Linked DNA regions of Mus musculus: region 2 is linked to region 1. A link is a loop called in an ENCODE intact Hi-C map of the cell type or tissue named here. Cell type or tissue: gastrocnemius. All regions are shown on one strand. Each heading gives the region's core, and the rest is flanking DNA. Links, peaks and the distances in the headings are about the cores only.

Region 1 (10,070 bases), core at 2,071-10,070:
GCGTATATATTCCTGTATGTATAAAGTATTATGTAAGATTAATATAAAACAAAATGGTAGTGGGAGTGCTGGCTCACACCTGTAATCCCAGCCTGGGACATGCAGCCAGGGTGTTCACAGTGAGTTTTCGGCTAGTCCAAGAGTAAGCACAATGGTTTTCAGGCCAGCATGAACTATGGAGTCAAGACACTGTCTCTACAACAACAACAGCATCAGCAACAACAACAACAACAAATATAGAAGACAATAAACAAAACAAATGTAAGCACTGTGCAAAGGGAGAACGAAACTGAGTCTATAGGGAAAGTCAGTAATCCAGCAAGAAGGCAGTGAGCAGAGCAGAAGGCACACCCACTTCCCGAAGCATCTTTGAAAGAAAATTATCCTCTGAAAACTGCAAAGGGCAGAAGCGTGAGCAGGCGCAGAAGGAAGCTGCACAGTGATCAGCATAATTTAGGAGCAGAGCGTGCCCTTATACTCGTGGGTTTACAACAGAACAGCTTGACTGTCATACGTGCGAAAGCCACAACTGAGGAAGACTCTGTTTTTGACAACAATGAGTCTCCCAGCCAGCAATGGAAGAGTGCCCCTCCTCGCTCTGTTCCGTCAGAGTCCACAGCAAGCAAACAGAAGATGTGTGCAAGCTTTCACAGTTGCTTTTCTGTCATTATTTTCTCATGGGAAAGCAGAACCTGCTCCTTAGAACTTAGTTAGAGGTGACAGTTATTTTGATCAATTATATAGCAGAATGAAAAAAAATATATATATAGCTGTATTGGGCACCTGGTTACCAGGGCTGCCTTCTACTCTGCAATTGGCAACAACCCCTTCATTGACCTCAACTACATGGTCTACATGATCCAGTATGACTCTATCCATGGCAAATTCAATGGCACAGGCAAGATTGAGAACGGGAAGTTTGCCATCAACAGGAAACCCATCACCATCTTCCAGGATCAGGATCCTACTAACATCAAATGTGGTAATGCTGGTGCTGAGTATGTTGTGCAGTCTACTGACATCTTCACCACCATAGAGAAGGCTGAGGCCCACTTGAAAGGTGGGGCCAAAAGAGACATCATCTCTGCCCCTTCTGCCGATGGTCCCATGTTTGTGATGGGTGTGAACCAGGAGAAATATGACTACTCATTTAAGATTGTCAGCAATGTCTCCTGTACCACCAACTGCTTAATGGAAGGGCTCATGACCACGGTCAATGCCATCATTGCCACTCAAAAGACTGTGGATGGCCCCTCTGGAAAGCTGTGGCATGATGGGCATGGGGCTGTCCAGAACATCATCCCTGCATCCACTAGTGCTGCCAAGGCTGTGGAAAAAGTCATCCCAGAGCTGAATGGGAAGCTCACTGGCATGGCCTCCTGGCCCCCAATGTATTCGTTGTCGATCTGACATGCCAACTGAAGAAACTGCCAAGTATGATGACATAAAGAAGATAGTGAAGGAGGCATCCAAGGGCCCACTAAAGGGCATCAGGGGGCTATACTGAGGACCAGGTTGTCTCCTGCTACTTCAACAGCAACAACTACTGCACCATGCTGGGTCTAGCATTGCTCTCAATGACAACTCTGTAAAGCTCATTTCCTGGTATGATAATGAATACGGCTGCATTAACAGGGTGGTGGACCTCATGGCCTACATGACCTCCCAGGAAACCCTGGACCACCCACCCTAGCAAGGACACTGAGAGCAAGAGAGAGGCCTTTGGTTGCTGAGGAGTCCCTGTTCCAACTCAGCCTCCAACATTGACCATCTCCCTCACAATTTCCATCCCAGACCCCCATAACAACAGAAGGGGCCTAGGCAGCCCTCCCTACTCTTTTGAATACCATCAATAAAGTTCGATGCATTCTCCAAAATAAGAATTTATCACAGTACCCACAACTGTTAGAGAAACTTAATGATTATAACAAATTGTGTAACATTTATTGAAGAAAACTACTTAGAAATTCTTATTAAAACAGAAACATACCATTTTCCTAGATGGACATTCCACTACTGTCTTATTGTGCATTCCCCTCTTATCAAGACATAAACATATAAAGGTCTAAATTTTAAAGATATTATAATAATTTTAGGAGGAAAGGAACTAAGTTGTTTGTAAGTTGTGCAAAAAAAAAATGATGAAAACAGAAAAATAGTAAAAGAAAAACTAAGTAATTTTGTCCATCCAGATATGTGTCTATGATAAAGTCTCAAGGACAAAGCAGTATGTTACTGACCCACAATAATAAAATGAAACAAGTATCAAGAAAAGATCTCTATGCCTACCTGTGTGGTTTTTGTCTGTTAGGTTCCTTTCTATACTAAGAACTGAACCTAGAGGATCCTACATGTGAGGGAGGCATTTTACCATAGTGTTACATTTCTCTTTCATTGTTAGAATCCTGCTAAGTTGGGTAGGATGACCTTGAACTCACTCTGTGTAGCTAACTTGGATTCAAACTCCTAATCTTACTCCTTTGAAATTACAGGCCTGTACCATGAGGACTGGGGGTGAGGGGTGGATTATATATGGCATATACAGCATAAAAACTGATACATACAAGTAACATTATACAGCTGAATATATTGTATTTATGTATTTAGGAACATACACACACATAAACATTCACACACACACATATGTATGTATGTAACAACAATTAATGAAAATCATCCATGATTTTGAAAGACAATGAGGAGGGGTTTGTGGGAGAGTTTGGAAGGAAGCAGTGGAAAGGGGAAATGATGTAATTTTATTATAGTCTCAAAAGATAATTAAAAATCAATCAGTGAGAGTTTGGTTGTGGATGTTCATACCTGTAATAGTTGCTCTGCTAGGAGGATCAAAGGAGTAACTAGGGGAGTGATACTGTTTTAAAAACAAAACAAAAAATAGACAAAAGAAAAGACCAAACAAACAAGAAAAGCGAAAAGAAAACAACCAAAATGTATTACAAGAATCAAAACCATAAGCTATTAAACTAATAAGAAAGGAAGATTAATCAATAAATACTAATATAGTAAATAATAGTATTTATTAAATTAGTATTAATGTTAGTATTTATTAAATATTGGAGAAGAAAGCTAAAAATTAGTCTTGCAATATAATCTCTTAAATCTGCAATTTGAACATAATAAATTATAAGCATGTAAAAATTGCTATAAACTACAGGAAAATATGCATTGTATATGCTCTAAGCACATTTCTGCTGACAAAATATATAGGTATGCTACATCTATCTGTGCCAGAGAAAAATCAAGGGACTACAAGCAAAGGGAAGCTGGTTCATTTCAGAGTTTCCATTATTGTGATGTCTAAACTTTCTACAATAGGCTATATAAAGAAAATGTTTTCAGATGTCCTAAAATTTAGAAGAAGAAGAAAAAATCCACATCAATAAAAGAATAAACCTAGGACATCAGTCTATCTTGTTAGGCCTCTGAGCTCATCATCTTCATGAATACATCAACACATTGCTAATTCTTGAAATCCTTCAAGTAGACAGCACTGAAATAGGCTTATACTGTCTGGAATGTTGCTGAAGATAAGTTTTAAGAAAAGGACAGCTAATTTTATTACATATATGTACATATATTTATATTAATTGAATGTTATTATTGTAGATTACTTTCATTGAAATGATCCCATTAACAATTACATTTCTCTTTTCTGTTACAATAAAAAATAACTCAAAAAGAATAAAACATTTTAACAAATGTAGTAGGGCCAGGTGGTTGTAGCAGTAAATATATTTTGAGTCTGAGTCGCTATTCCAAGAGCTTGGGGCCAGGAGGAAAAATAGCCAGACATACAACAAAAGTACCTACAGCTCTATGATTTAAAATAATAGTAACACCCGGGCATGGTGGCGCACACCTTTAATCCCAGCACAGGAGGCAGAGGCAGGCAGATTTCTGAGTTCGAGGCCAGCCTGGTCTACAAAGTCAGTTCCAGGACAGCCAGGGCTACACAGAGAAACCCTGTCTTGAAAAATAAAATAAAATAAAATAAAATAAAATAAGAGTAACATCATTGAAGAACTATAATCCAGGAAAACATGTACCAAATTTCTGACCTACAGAATTGTATACTAGGCCTCTATTAGTTTTAAGACAGTTTGTTAACATAGTAACAAACAATGAAAATAACCTGTGTTATTCCTTTCTGGAAGGAAGGAATGCTATATTCCTTTCTGGGGGTAAGGGTTTTCTTCTCTGAGATAATATTGTTTATGGTCCCATATTAAATGAAAACTGTGAAAGGAAAGGGTATATACTAACTACCATTTTATTGCTGTGATTAAAATCATTGACTGAAAGGGAGTATTTTAGCTACTTTCCTATTGCTGTAATAAAACACTGTAACTAAGGCGACTTATAAAAGAAAGTGTTTACTTTGGCTTACTGTTTCAGGGGTTTAGAATCCAAGATGGTCCAGTGCAGGGTAACAGAGGGCTTACAACTTTAACCTCAAACCACCATAGCAACTCAAAAAAAAAAAAAAAAAAGTTTACATTGGCTTACAGGTCCAGAAGGCTAGATATTCGTATTGGCAGGAGAGACATGACAAACAGGCCACCAGTGCAGGAAGCTAAAAGACCATACCAACTGCAATCAGGCTAAGAACTCTGAAAGCCTGCTTTCCAGCCATGGACTTCCTCCAAAAAGTCTCCACATCCTAAAACTTCCCTAACTTCCCCAACTTGCCACAACTAGGTACCAAGTGTCTAACTACATGAGCCAGTAGGAAACATTTCTCTTTCAAAGGACAACAGAAAGGTGGGCAGAGGGAATTACAGTGAGCAGTGTTTGTATCACTGATCCTCATGATACTGGCCCCATGGCTGGTGAATCTAATGCCTGTCTGCTCTTATACTGTTGGTTGGGCTATTTTTATGTGGACTGCTTACACCTGGTTACTTTGTATCTTTCCATCAATTTACAGCTTGACTCTCACATTTAAAAAAACAAAAACAAAAACAAAAACAAAACAAAAAAAAAAACAGCTCTAAAATACTGGAAGTTCTCTTCAAGGTAAAACTATATAGGTTTCTCCAGTCTTGCTCCTTCCCAGTGATCATATTATTTCTATGTCTCACAGCATGTTGAATTAAATTTCTGATTGCCTTCTCTCTATCCTTTATTGATGCCAATGGTTACCACTGTGCTAAGCACACAGTAACTGTTCGATAACATTTATTAAAATTATCATTACCCATCAAAATCATCAGTTGGATGTTTGAATTATGCTTTCTTCATTCTTCCTAAGAACTTTGGCGAATAGTAGTCATATATCCACATGCTTTTCATTTTTCACATGACAAAGTATTTAAAAACACTAAAGTGTATTATAATGGGTCTCTGTTAGCCATAATTCAGATATAAAATCATTATATATGTATGTGTGATAATATCTATCTGTAGATAGGTAGGTAGACAGATAGACATAGACCAACCTATCATAGATAAAGTACATAGATAGCTAGAAACTTAAAAGATACAAGATTTTACGCAAGTGGAAAGCCAGTAGAGGTTCTTTCCCACAACTAGTAGACCTGTCGCCAATTAGGACTATTGATTTGCACCTAGCCAGAGAAGCACATTTAAGTTTCTAGGACCTTAAGTGTTCATGAACTTTCCCAACAGTAAAGTCACGTCCAGGAGTCCTTAAGTCGTATCAAATATTAAACAGTGAGGGGAAAACATCATGTTTTATATACTAAAAACCACCTGTATCCTCCCCCTCAATAATTGTGGTTAATCTTTTCGTCTTGCTGGGATTCAGAATCATCATGGAAGTAAACTTCCGGGTATGTATATGAGGGCGTTTCTGACCTGATTAATTGAGGCGAAAAGACTTCGCCTAACTATGAGCACTGCTATTCCGACATCCAGCAGGTTCAAGGCTGAATTAGAGAGAGAGAGAGAGAGAGAGAGAGAGAGAGAGAGAGATGCCTTCGTTTCCTGTCTCTGCTTCCTGACTGGGTGCAATGGGGACAGCTGGTTAAAAGGTCTTGCCTCCGTGACTTCCTTGCTATGAGGAACTGTACCATTGAACTTTGAGCCAAAATAAATCTTGTCTTCTTCAAATTGCTTTGCTAACGTGTCTTATGGCGCCAGGGGAAAAGTGATCGGATAGTCAACACGTGAAAGGACGGACCTGTCCAGGAAGACAATTCTGGCCATTTATGACATAATTAAAACGAAAAGTAGAATGTATCTTTCCATATTAGTTGGTAATAGCATATGTGAATGTTAATATTAGATTTGAAAATATCTTGGATAAACCATGCGGTCCTGGACAAACTTCATTCCTGACGAGCCCGTGAAATAATTTACTGCCAACAGCATCGGGCTGGCATTGCATTTAATGACTGCAAGGATATTTGCAAAGCAACGAACAGGTACACCAGAGGTGGGGTCTCCGGTAGGACTGCCCCACTGTGGAATGCTAAGGGGACTTCGGAGGGCTTAGGAGAAGTCTATCTAGAATCTTGATTTCGACCAAAGACGCATAAACCTTAAAAAAGAGGCTGAACAACAAAACGAAACAAAAAACAAAAACAAACAAACAAAAAAACCGGAAGTTTGAATTCCCCGCCTGCCTGGCAACGCAACCCACCTCGGAATCTTAATTGGTTTTATCCTCTTTATGCCTTCCAAGCTCTGGACAGTCCAGAACTGCAGTTCCCACAATACAACGCGGTGAGGCGGGGCTACAGGGACTTTTTTTTTTTTTTTTTTTTTTTTTTTTTAACCGCGAGTAAGCTCGCAGCGTTTTGGGTTTGATGAATGACAAACTCTGGCCTTTCCCAGACGCTGCTCCCACAACAAAGCCTGGTTTGTTGGGCCTTCGTGCGTGGGGAGGCCGAGTCTTCCCTCACTGGCCTGAGTAAAATCCGCCCCGCGGCCTCATGGTAGATGGAGTCATTGCTGTGGTGGAAATCGTAGTTCCTCCGGCTAATTCGGAGCCGACGGACTACATTTCCCAGGAGGCTGCGCGACAGCCGGCGACTAGGGGGCGGTGCCTCCCATCGGTACAGTCATCCTTCTGCCTGTTCGGCGGGACTGATGGCCGGAGAGATGACGATCTTAGGTCAGTATCTCAGGGGTCCCTGCAACTATGGAAGTCGACGGGGAAGTTCGACGAGGTCTGGGTGGGCAAGGGTTGGTTGTCTCACTCTCTGAATCACAGGTCACGCAGCCGAAGGGAGCCTGAAAAGGGGGCTAAGGCTGTTTGGAGCTGGTGGGGGCGGGGCGTCTGGAGTCGGGGGTCTGACTTGCCGGAGGCCTCTTGGGGTCGTGCCACCAGCCACAGGTCTGAGAGACGAGGGCCTAGGAATGCTAACGACCTCGGTCTTGAATGGGTAGCCGAAATCGGTTCTCTGTGCGAGAACCCACTGTGAATAAGAAGGGGATCTCGAGATTGAAGACTCTTGGCTTCACTCGGGATGCGGAATTGGGAGGGATTCAAGTCCCTGTGCATTCTTAGATGGATTCTCTTTTGAACATACCGATTGGGAATCAACATTCCCTTGCCAAACGCTGAGATGCTTTTGAGATTTGTCTGTAGGTGGGAAGAGACAAGTGGATAGGTTCTTGGTCTGCTATGATGTGCCAGGCGTTGATTTGAAGGAGCTAGCAATTACCAACAGCACTACCGAGTGACATTATGGGTTTGAGTGGGGACAGGTGTATTACGCAGACTAGTGAAACCAAATCAGATATTAATTCTAAACTCAAAGTGATGTTCTTATTCGCTTTTGTGTACAATATGCCTGATGTTTCTATATGATCTTTTCCCTTAAATATTTGCTGAGCCTCTGCTCTTCATGGGCCGTACTATTCAATGGTGACTAGAACTTGCCTTCGGGAAGTTTACATATTGTTGCTATCAGGGTTAGCACTTGCATACTTCTTCCCTAATATCTATTTTGAAAAGTATATCCTTAATGAATGCTTATATATGCAAAATCTCTTCTGGACTCTATGAGGTAACAGTAGTGCCTAAGCAGTTTTCAGATCAACATATCCAACTTACGTATTTTATCCTTTTGAATGGGTAAAGACGATAACCAAACAGGTTAGACTTACATACCAAAGCTGTCTCTGTGGGAATTTCATAATGGCATTTCATTTTAGTAATAACAGGTAAAAACTGTTTATGAAGCTATCAATCTAAATAGCAATAATCCAAGAAAACTGGATTGTATTTAGCTTTAGTTTCACATTTGTGATATTTTCATTCAACAACAGCATAATGGTTATTTAAATATCTTTACATTTTATTCCTTTATTATCATGTAACGGATTATACAAAAATACATTTGTGAGGGCTTTTGGTTTTTGAGGGTTTTTTTTTTCTCCTTTGTTTTTAATTGTACCCCGATGGAATGTTAAAAACTTGATGTCCAAAAGAAGTAGCTAATAATCCTATAAAGTGAAATATTTTATGTTTTGTTTTAAAAGTGCTACTAAGAAGATGTTGCTATAGGTACAGTATATGGTGGTAGCTTCATAAAAACTTATCTTTTTACCTTTTGCAGGTTCAGCTGTTTTGACTCTCCTCTTGGCGGGCTACTTGGCACAACAGTATTTACCATTGCCTACGCCAAAAGTGATTGGCATTGACCTGGGTACCACCTACTGTTCGGTTGGTGTATTTTTTCCCGGGACAGGAAAAGTGAAGGTGATTCCAGATGAAAACGGGCATATCAGCATCCCCAGCATGGTGTCCTTCACGGACGGTGATGTGTATGTGGGCTATGAGAGCCTAGAGCTGGCTGATTCAAATCCTCAAAACACAATCTATGATGCCAAACGGTTCATCGGGAAGATCTTCACCCCGGAGGAGCTGGAGGCTGAAGTTGGCAGATACCCATTTAAGGTAGGAAACTAATCTACACTCTGCGTCCATTTGATTTAACGGTGCTGTTTGAATTATGTGTCAGGGAATTGTATTCTCTCAGTGAGAAATCCCACAGCAGCTGCAGGGTGGATCAGTTCAGTGACTTCCTGGTGCTACCAGGTCAGGATATGGGGCCTTGCTGTGCACTCATCCCGCCATCATCACAGTTCCAGTTAGTTCTCTCAAGACATTTTAGGAAGGATGCTGAAGCCCCGTGGACTGTGAATAGGTATTCTCTATGTGTGTACATTTTGTATGCGTACAACATTTGTACACTTGCTGTCGTGCTTTCTGGCTTATTTGAAGTGTGTCAGTATGTTACACACATGTAGTGCATGTACCTCACTAGCTTTAATGGCTGTGGAACTGCTATTTTATTACAGAGTTACTCTATCTCAGCACTACCTCTTATACTTTGCTAGTGTCACACTAATTTTTGAAGTTCAGTATATATATATACATATACATATATATGCGTATATGTGTGTGTATATATATGTGTGCATGTATGTGTATATATATGTATGTGTAGATATATGTATACACACACACACACACACACACACACACACATATATATATATATATCTTTGTGTCTGTTAGAAATTGCCTGCCTTATGGAATTTTGAGTTGGATATATATGTGTGGGTTTTTTTTTAATAGTTATTTTATTTATTTACATTCCAGACCTTACCCCCTTCCTGGTCCCCCCTCCCAACAGTTCCTCAACCCATTCCCTCTTCCCCTTGCTCACCCCACACCAGGCCTCCCCCTTCCCTGGGGCCTCAAGTCTCTGGAGGATTAGGTGCATCTTCTCCCACTGAGGCGAGACCAGGCAGTCTTCTGCTATGTATGTGCCAGGGCCCTCAGTCCAGCCCAGTATGGTCTTGGTTGGTAGCTCAGTCTCTGGGAGCTCCCAGGGATCCGGGTCAGTTGAGACTGCTGGTCTTCCTATGGAGTCGCCCTCCCCTTCAGCTTCTTCAACCCTTCCTCTGATTCCTCCATAGGGGTCTCCTACTTCAGTTGAATGGTTGGGTGTTCGTTGGGTGTAGGTATCTGTGTCTGTCTCAGTCAACTGCTGGTAGAGCCTCTCAGAGGACAGCCATGGTAGGCTCCTGTCTGTAAACACATCATAGAATCAGTAATAGTGTTAGACCTT
Region 2 (10,070 bases), core at 1,079-9,078, 1.1 Mb before region 1:
CGTGCCTGAGAAGAGTGCAGGACAGAGAGGCAGGGCCTCCAGGTGAAGCAGCCAGGGAAGCACAGCCCAGAGTGCAGCCAAGATAGAATATACAGTTTAGTATGTAATAACTTGGGATTATTGGCAGGAAGTGGATTAACCAATGGAGGATAGGTAGTGGCCCAGCTACTGAGCTATGTAAGACATATTCAAATATAAAGGCTGTGTATGTGTGTGTGTGTGTGTGTGTGTGTGTGTGTGTGTCTTTAATTCGGGAACATGAAGTATTGAGGCAGGTAGTGAACCTAGTGCAGGGATTTATTAATTAAAATAGTTAATTCAATAGATGTCTTGTAGACAAGGCAAGTATCCTACCAATTCAGATGTATCTCCAGCCTTTTAAAACAAAACAAACAAAACAAACAAAACAAAACAAAACATTTTTTTATTTTTCTATTGTGGTCATTGTTATTTGACATTGCTCAACACTTGAAATCATCCTGAATGTTATAGACCTGGAATTATAGCTCTTTGCAGGATAAAATAGAGTTAAGACAAACCTCACCACAGGGAAGTCTTGAGCACAGTCAGTCCTTTTGCTCCAGCACGTCAGAGTCTGGTGGCTAATGCTTTGCTTAGTCATTTAATGCATACATAATGCCCACATAAAAACAGTGTAAAGAACAGAGTAGACAAGCTGTAATTAGGATTTCACAAACAAGAGTTGTACTCTCTAAAATGAGAGAGTAAGAACGCTTTGTTCTGACATATCAAAAACTCAGAAAATAAACCTGAATTAAACAGGAAGACATTTGGGATAGTTGAAGCTGGGTAGCAGATTATAAATCTCCATAGTGCTGTGTGCCTCAAGTCACTTCTGCTTACTCATGGCTACATCTACAATTTGTACATTAAATCCTTAGGGAAAAACCATCCTTGTCTCTCAAAAACTCAAATGGCATCACATATTTATGCATAAACCAGATATTCTTTTGTTTTCTGTGACTTGACAATTCACGTGCCACTCAGAATTTTGTCTCTCCCCCCACCCCCCACTCTGGGGGAAAATGGTGCTTCTGTAAGCAGTTTACACACTTCTGCCTGGTCACTGAAGCAGGTCCTTAAAGGAGGTCGCCTCATCACATCCAGTAAAACGTAGAGAGAAAGAGACATCCATGTGCTCGTCCTCAGTCAGCTTCCACTATTCGCAAGGTCCAGGGCCCCCGCTCAGGGAACCCGCCTGCCTATTTCCAGGTTGAACCTTCCAGTGTCAAAGAGAGCAATCAAGACAGTCTCCCACAGGCTCGCTCATGGGCTGTGGTCATCTAGACTACCTTTCCCCGAAAGTCAGTTAGCCCGTTATTCTAGGTGATGGCATGCTTACAACTAACATTAATCAATATAGTGGCTCCAAAGGCAGATTTTTATGCTGGGGAAGTTTGGTTAAAATTGATCAGAATATAGACTCTAGGGCCTGTCCTAGCTTGTTTTCCGTTGCTATGATAAAACACAGCTGGGAACAAACTTGGGAAGGAGTTTACTTCAGTTTCCTGATCACAGTCCAAGGTGGAGGGAATTTAGGTTAGGAACTCGAATGCAGGAACCTGGAGGCAGGGACTGAAGCAAAGCTCATGGAGGAACCCTGTTTAGTGGTTTGCACCCACGTTTTGTTCAGCGTGCTTTCTCCTACAACCCAGGACCACCTTCCCTAGAGGCAGCCTTGCCCACATCAATCAGTGATCAATACCTCCCCCAGACTTACCTATTAATCACATAGAGGCATTTTCTCTGTTGAAGTTCCCACTTTCTAGATGATCCTGGTTTGCTTGTGTTGAATTGACAAAAACAAACAAACAAACAAAACAAAAAACAAACAAACAAACAAACAAACAAAAAACCCTAACCATTGCAGAGCCCAACCAGCAAGCAGTGCCTGGATTCCATCTTTATATCTGGGATGCTGCCAAAACCTGTGAATGAAATCAGCATCTCGGCCACTCGAATCTACAGAGTAAAATTGCCTCCTAAGCTGCTTGCCTATGGACATTCCTCGTTTTCCAGAGCTTGACCTGATACATGCTTACTCGTGGGAGCTTTTCAAATCATCCAGACAGTTAATGGCTTTGATATCTTCTTAGCACCCTCTCTGGAACTAAATATAAATGTTTATGTGTGTAAACCCGATAGTCTTCTATCTGCTGTGACCTGATAATTCACATGTCACTCAGAATTATTATTTTTTGATCTGCAGCATATATTTAGTGCTAGAGGCACAGCATGCTACTACATTTTTTTCTCACCCTCTGAGTTCTATATATGCTTTTGAATGCTCTCTTAATGCAATATGATTGGCAGTGGCAATTTACAATGGTACGTAGGCTGCTTTAACCTTCCTTTTTTTTTAAAACATAAATCACATATTAATAGTCATGCAAAAACGTAACTCGTGATCTCACAAGTAGCATTATAGTAGTATATATTTCAACTAATAGGGGTGGCTTCATCAGTGTGATGAGACGATCAGGAGCTACGTGGCTAGATGGAACAGAGTTGCGGCCTAGATGGGCCAGCTTCAGGCATCTCAACCAGCTGCAAATGGGTAAAGGAGGCCAGGCAAGATCAGCCAGAGTCAGCTCCAGCTGATCCACTGATACAGCCACAAAGATCAGAGAGGTTTTCTTTATTAGTACTATTGTAGTACTAGGACATAAAGATAGAGAAGAACCAAACATGGGGAACTGTAACTTAGACCCTTTAGTGGTTGTCGCCTTTGATGTCTTAATAAGTATTCCACGACAGGGCACATTGCAGTGCCAATCCCAAGTCAGGTTGTAAGAGAAAAGCCGATTGAAGCCACTTGGTATCCATGATCCTTCCCATAGATGAACCTGTATCTTCTTTCCTGTAGAATTCTCTTCCTTTGCCTCCTCTTTACTCTTCTGCTTTGAAGCAGTGAAGTAGTGGAAGAGGCTGACAGGCAGTGTGCAAAAGGAGAGGAGAGTCTAATTAGAATTGCTTTCATAAATAGTAGTTCATCTCTTTAGCGGTTTAAAGGTGAGACGCCAGCACTGGACTTCAAAGGCAGTGTGCCTCTAAAAACGGTCTGAACGGTGGCTTCTCTCTAACGGGGGAAGCTTCCTGGAAGGAAGATGTCATCTGCTTTCCTGGGTGCCGCATTGAAGGAGAAGAAAGTTAAGCATCATGACTTCTGTTAGTTTCACTGTGTCCCTGTTTAGTTTCTGTTTCCATGATCTGTCCATTGGTGAAAGTGGTGTGTTGAAGTCTCCCATTATTACTGTGTGAGGTGCAATGTGTGCTTTGAGCTTTACTAAAGTGTCTTTAATGAATGTGGCTGCCCTTGCATTTGGAGCATAGATATTCAGAATTGAGAGTTCCTATGCCGGGGCCTAGCAAACACAGAAGTGGATGCTCACAGTCAGCTATTGGATGGATCACAGGGCCCCTAATGGAGGAGCTAGAGAAAGTAACCAAGGAGCTGAAGGGATTTGCAACCCTATAGGTGAAACAACAATATGAACTACCCAGTACCCCCTGGAGCTCTTGTCTCTGGCTGCATATGTATCAGAAGATGGCCTAGTTGGCCATCACTGGAAAGAGAGGCCCATTGGTCTTGCAAACTTTATATGCCCCAGTACAGGGGAACGCCAGGGCCAAAAAATGTGAGTGGGTGGGTAGGGGAGTGGGTAGGGGAGCGTGTGGGGGACTTTTGGGATAGCATTGGAAATTTAAATGAAATAAATACCTAATTAAAAAATATTATCCAAAAAAAAAAAAGAAAGAAAGAAAGTTAGCATCCGAGTCCTGTTGTGACGCTGCCCAACCCTTAGCGAATTATACCATGGGGGAACGTTAGCCTCCTCCTCTGTACCAGTAACAGTTTTGTAACTATTTCAGCATGAAATGTTATACAGAAACTACCTGACAAAAATGCACACGCAAAACCCAGGAATGTGCAATGCAGTGCCTTGCTGTGTCTTAGGAGGCAAGCAACCGCAGATTCTCCAGCTTGGGGCTGGCTGAAAGTTCTCTAAGCACAATCAAACCCGATGATGTTAACGTCGCTCCCAAGATTTTGCATATATGGAGGGATATAGTTACTATGTGAAATGTCCTACATAAGCTCAAGGAAATTACACTATCCTATTAAAAGAATAATTATCTCATGTATCCCTTCAACTGGGGAGCCTAGCTTCTAGGGCCTTCCTCTTTCCCAGCAGTGGTCCCTTGGCCAAGGGATTAACCCAGTCCAACTGACACTGACGTAACCATATAATGCTGTAAATAAGAGGATATTTGTAAGAGATATTGGATAAGCAATTCTTAATCAATACTACTTCTAATAATCGAAGGTGTTAGTGATTAGATTGGGAACTTTGGACTTTCATCAAGATCAGTAAGACCTACTCTCTTGACTAGAAGGACTTGTCTCTTCGTGGGCCTTCATGTCTCTTCTAACATCATGGTTTGAGGTAGTTTTGAATCCAAAACCTCTGATTTCTGCTCTTCAGCATGGACAGCTGACTTCTGCAACAGTGGGATTTAAATAAGTCAACAAAGAAAAAAAAGTTCTAAGGGACATAGAAATGAGAACAACTTAGACAAGAAAGAAGTAAAATCAAATGTGTACATTCATCTACCTGCAAGAAGGTTTCAAAATGCCTCGTATCAGGGAGGAACACTCGGACCACAAAGACGCAACACCTCAATTTTGCTCAATGCACATAACAGATATCAGGCTCTATGCTGAATTCTCAGTGGTAACTACAAAGTGTTCTAAAAACCTAAAAACTAACAAAAAACAGCAACAAACAAGCCATATATGGAAATTAATACGAAATTCATAATTGCTGTGTTCAACTTCTTTTCATGTCTTAAAAAATTTTAAAGCCTCCAATACTAACGTTTAACATTCCTTTTTTTTTTTTTTTTTTTTTGGTCGCACATAGAGGGCTGAATTCAATCCATGTATGGACTAGATGTTGACTCCTGTTTACAGTAATTAACAAAACAAAACTTTCCCCTCCCATGTACTACCACTCTTGGACACAAGATGGCAATCGTAGTCCGTGAAATCTACAGTGATTTTTTTTTTTTTTTTTTTTTTCTTTCTTTTCCTTTTCCTTTTCCTCTGTGTGGAACAATTTCTTGGAGAAAGTTGAAGTGACATTAAAAAAACAAAGATAAATGATCAAAGCTATGACGTGAATAATTAAATAGCTAAATTCCACCGCCTGATCTCGGAGACATTTTGCTTTGCTTCCTGGGGCTTAGATGTTTTTATGGGATTGGCTACTTTCCTTCAGCCTGCACCAAATTGATTTTAGGCACATTGCTATATGTCTTTAAGTTTTTATTTTTTAAATCTGTAAATACAATAACAATATGGCATAACCGTACAATGTTGTAAATCAGATGTTATTTGTAAATGATATAGGCTAGCTATTTCTTAATCGGCACTAACTAATAATAAAGTAGGTTGATGGTTAGATTAAGAACGTTGGCAAACGTGAAAGAGTTTAAATGGGAAGGTTAGGCTTTGACTTTAAAGAAGGACAGAGAAAAAGAAGTGCAAAGGGCAGATGAGGAGGATACCTAAAAAATAAATAAATAAAAAATGTTGCAAAAAAGGCATGACGAAGCTTGCCCAAATACCTCACCCCATAGCTCTAAGACATGCCTGACAGTGTGAGTGGACATCATCACAGGATGGGTCCAAAGAAGAGTCATGACCTCCCAGTGGTTAAGTTTCCATTCCTTAAACTTGTGTGTAAATACATGTGTGTGTGTGTGTGTGTGTGTGTGTGTGTGTTTGTGTGTGCGCGCGCCTGAGCATGTAGAGACCAGAGGTCAATGCCCAATGTTGTTCTCAATGTTGTTTCTCCACCCCTGGTTTTTCGAAGCACGGTCTCTGTGAACCCGGGGCTCAGAAACTGAGCTCTACTGGCTGCCAGCAGCAGCAGCAGCAGCTCAGAGCCTCCCGTCATGGCCTCGCCAGCACTGGGGTTACGCACAGACATATGCCAGTCGGGCCTGGGTTTTATGTCTGTGCTGAGGATCCATACTTGGGCCCCTGTGCTTGTGCAGAAAGCACGATACTGGCTGAGCCATCTCAGGAGCCCCTCTACATCATCTTCATACATCGTGACGTCCACACTTGTAGAAGCTAAACAAATGCATTCACGTGCTTATCACATAGTAAGCCCTATTTCAGGTTGCTTTCTTTCATGGTTGGAGAATTTTAAAGAAGCTTGCAAAGAACTCTGGATATTAAAGTCTGGTTTAAATTCCCTGGATTTGAGCTCTCTTAGAATTGCCTGGAACAATACCGATCCAACAAACCTCTGAGCTTTTTGTGTTAATGTTAGGGATTGTGACAATTTCAAATTCTTATGCAAACAGATAGAGTGGCTCACAGCTGCAGTCCCAACACTTGGAAGGTTCCGGAAGCAGGAGGATGAGAGGTGTAAAGCTAGCCGAGAAGAGTGAGCAGTAATAATAATAGCAAGTAAACAAACACTTGCATCCGAACTTGAGTATTGTCTTCCGTCTTTAACCTTTTTTTTAAGCTTCCATCTTCTGAGAGAAAATCCAAGGCATACTGAAGATTAGAAAATACATTATTAGATGGAAAAAGCTGTGAGAATATGTCTCCTATATTTTTTTAAAATATAGGAAATGAAAGATTTCATAGTAATATGTAAGGATTTTTTTAGTGGAAAATTCCAAGAATGAATTATAGACTAAAAAAGGTCAAATATCACCTAAGCTGTGTCAGGGCTCAATGACCAACGCCTGTTAACCAGGTGACGTGTCAAGCAAGGAGAAGGATGGTCAGAGCAGCAGTGGGAAAAACATCTCAGCATGGGCTGGATCCCTAACCTCTGAGTTAGAACCGGCCTGGTCTACCACAGGAGGGTACAACAGGTAGGGCGCTAGTCCCGTTTGTACAGAAAGATCTGTGCCCAAGAAATCATGAATTCTAGGAAGCACATCTGCATTTGTTGTTAAGGAGAGCAGAATACATACATTTGTATGCATACATATATATTACATCATATATATATACATTACATGCTTATACATTCATATTATATATGCATATGCACACACATAACCCAAACACACACACACACATACACACACATATTGTGTGTGTATAATATATATAATATTATATATAATATACATTCCTATATAATATATAAAATATTAATTATATAATATTATATATGATATTAATCCTATATTGGATTATATATGTCCTATATTATATATATATATATATGTGTGTGTGTGTGTGTGTGTGTAATATTAATCTTTTACAAGTGGAAAGGTGAGCCCTTGGAAGACTAAATGACATGTTCCAGGCCATTCAAATTGTTCCCAGTACATCTTGGCTAACTCTTTGACATTCAGTAACTCAAGATAAACTTCAAAGTAGGTTCCAAGTTTTATTTAAAATTTTAACCTTTAAATAAGTGGTGTGTCTCCCCATATAAAGCAGATTAAGACGTAAGTGAGCCAAAAAGCAAACAAACCAAACATGAAAATCCTTTCCAGCAGTCCAAACTAAGAGCATGCTTTCGGCAGACAGTTTTAGAGACCTGCACGGACTCCTGGTCTTTGAATTTCTTGTTTATTTAAGAAACGACGGTAGAGATAACCTAAAATACTCCAACAGGCTATGTTAGTTGCAACCATTCCTAAAAGTTGGGAGAACCCTGGAGCGCGTGGAGGAGAAGCCTGTCAAAGCCAAGCGCTTAACTGAAGTGGTTGCCCTTTCCCCTTGCTTCCCTTCCCAGCACGTAGGACCGCGTTCAGAGCCTCAGTTCTGTTGCTCTCTCCTGCTGGTCAAAGAGGCCCAGGCTTCTCATTAATTTAATGGGAAGCTGCAAGTCCGGCCCATTCTCACCACAGAATGCGCCGCGGTCAGCACTCCCTGTCAGTCCGGATTTATTATTGTCTGTTAGCTAAAGTGCTGCTGTGCCGGAGCATCCGAAAGAGTGCATTCTCCTCCTGTGCACTTTGGGAAGAGTTATTAGCAAGAGAGCAACACATTTGAAATGTCAAACAACAAGCAAGAACAGGTTAATGATCTAAAGTTTGTGTTCTCTCTCTCTTAAAAATAATAAAAAAAAAGCTCTAAGCCACTGAGCCTTTTTTTAAAGGTGGTAGGGTAAAGATCTTGCCTTTTAGTAATGAAATGCTATGAAATGCTAATTGGGAGGAACTCACAGAAGACATCTATTGTACTAGAGATCTAATGAAATGAAAACTAGAACGGATTATGTAACTGGACAGTTAACTTCAATCCAATACAGGGAACACAAGGCCAAGTGTTGGTAAGCCGGTAAGTCACTAACCACACGGTACACCGAGCTGCTGTTCCCAGATGAGCACAAGCACACACACAATTACTGCTCCTGGGTGGATGGAGCCCAGATGATGCAATTCCCCCACCTGAGCAGGACTTTTGACCATGCAGAACCATTCTTTGTTGCAGTTATTTTTGACAGTCTGAATGGATAATCCCTGTAGCCTCTAGACCTAAGAGTTCTCCCTGGGCGTGGGGAAATGTGTGGGAAGTGGGGCTTAGGGAATAGGTAGCTGACCAAATTCTCCAGCAGAGGCTGTGTTTGAAACCACTGTGGTTTGGAGCAATAGGCAGGCAGCTCCTTTACAATGTAAAAATTCATAGATCTTTTCAAAATGCTAACTTGAGCACTTGAATTTTAGATCCTTTAAGTAAAACTAAGGAAAAACAAAAACAAAACAAAACAACAACAACAACAAAACCAAGCCCAAGGCTCCAGGAAGTTACTGACAGACTCAGTTTGGAGGCGGAGGCAAAGCTATTGGGGTTGGTTGGGATTCACTCATACACTGTGGTCCCAAAATGTTAAAAGCAATTTATCCTTATTTTAAGTCTAAAATAAAAGAAAGAGTTGGGACAGAGGAGGACATGAGGGAGACAGTCTGGCGTCTAATAGACTTGGAGTTCATTTTGACAAGTGGGTTTTGCTGGGGAGAAAAAGTTAGTCTCTTACCTACCTTCGGATTCATGTCTTCTATAGAAGGGCAGATTAGCAATAAAATTATTTGGTATGGGAGGCTGAGAAATGAAAAGATGAAGAAGTGGGAAGTCTGATCATGATTCTGTTTCAGATGAGAAAGGCACGGACATTCAGAATCAGAGGGGAAAACTAAACTAAAAAACTGAAGGGGATAACTCAGCCACAATAAACCAGGGACCTGAAAAGGATGCGCTTGCTCCGATTTTCCTCCATGTCCCTTCTTTAGAGAGAAGGCCAGGGTCTTCCTAGGGGTAAGAGAGGGCACACAAATGAAAGGTTTATGGCTTGCTGCAGGAGAAGGTCATCTGGGTTTTACTGCATGCCTTAGGGGAGGAGGTCAAAGAATTCTTTCTAGGTTTTATGACTTCCTTCAGGACAGAAGGGGCTACAGGGAAGGTGAGGGTGACCTTTCTGCTCTTGCTGGTTTCTCAAATGCCCACGGGCCATTTTGGAAGGGAGAGAGCCTTGAATCCCTTCAAATGCAAAACTTTAAAAACCTCAGGTTAATACCAGTGTCCTCTTTGACTTCCACGGCAAGAGAACATTTGGATCAGTGCTTCTACAACGTTTCACTTCACTTCAGAATACCTCGGTCTTGGCAGTTGTCACTTTGCAGCAACAACGGACAGACATAGCAGGCCTGTAAAAGCAGTGCGTCTTTAGCAAAGAATGGTTTGGTTTCTTGATCACATTTAAATCATTGTATCTTGTTTTCCCTTGTGCTGTGGTTGGAGGCAAGGTGATTCTCATTTGTCCTGTGATTGCATTTTCTGCATAGTATTGATCGAGAGCTGAATGCATTCTGAGGAATGGATGTAGAGAAAACATCATATGAGCTATCTTGAGGCTCGTTGGATTGGTATGCCTCACATCATTTTGCCGTGAGAGTGGACATTAAGAACACATATACTCCGTTGGTCTTTAGAGAATGATCAGCAGTCGACTCTCTAGCGAATGTAGGCTGCATCAGCAACCTGGGGTTAGTGAAGCTCTGTG

The links. Peaks named below come from ENCODE experiments on the same cell type or tissue, not always from the same donor. Only the 100,000 strongest peaks of a DNase experiment are listed, where the experiment ranks them.
Region 2: a loop joins it to region 1, with 2.3 times the contacts of the local background. A loop is called at or near these places in 16 of 42 quality-filtered maps.

Annotation. Positions count from the first base shown.
Region 1 is chr16:75,763,764-75,773,833 of GRCm38, reverse strand. It overlaps Hspa13 (heat shock protein 70 family, member 13), which reads left to right and starts at 7,016. Exons shown (of 5, transcript NM_030201.3): 1 at 7,016-7,099; 2 at 8,550-8,890. The coding sequence starts at 7,075. It also overlaps the pseudogene Gm15554. In gastrocnemius, for the core only: a CTCF peak has its summit at 7,010; DNase peaks (open chromatin) are centred at 6,453, 6,948, 8,659 and 9,744; H3K4me3 peaks cover 2,139 bases; H3K27ac peaks cover 1,675 bases.
Region 2 is chr16:76,894,295-76,904,364 of GRCm38, reverse strand. No RefSeq gene overlaps it. Among named protein-coding and RNA genes, the nearest start is that of 1700041M19Rik, 110 kb to the left of the region's middle. In gastrocnemius, for the core only: a CTCF peak has its summit at 5,040 (motif pointing right); DNase peaks (open chromatin) are centred at 5,041, 5,905 and 7,872; H3K4me3 peaks cover 404 bases.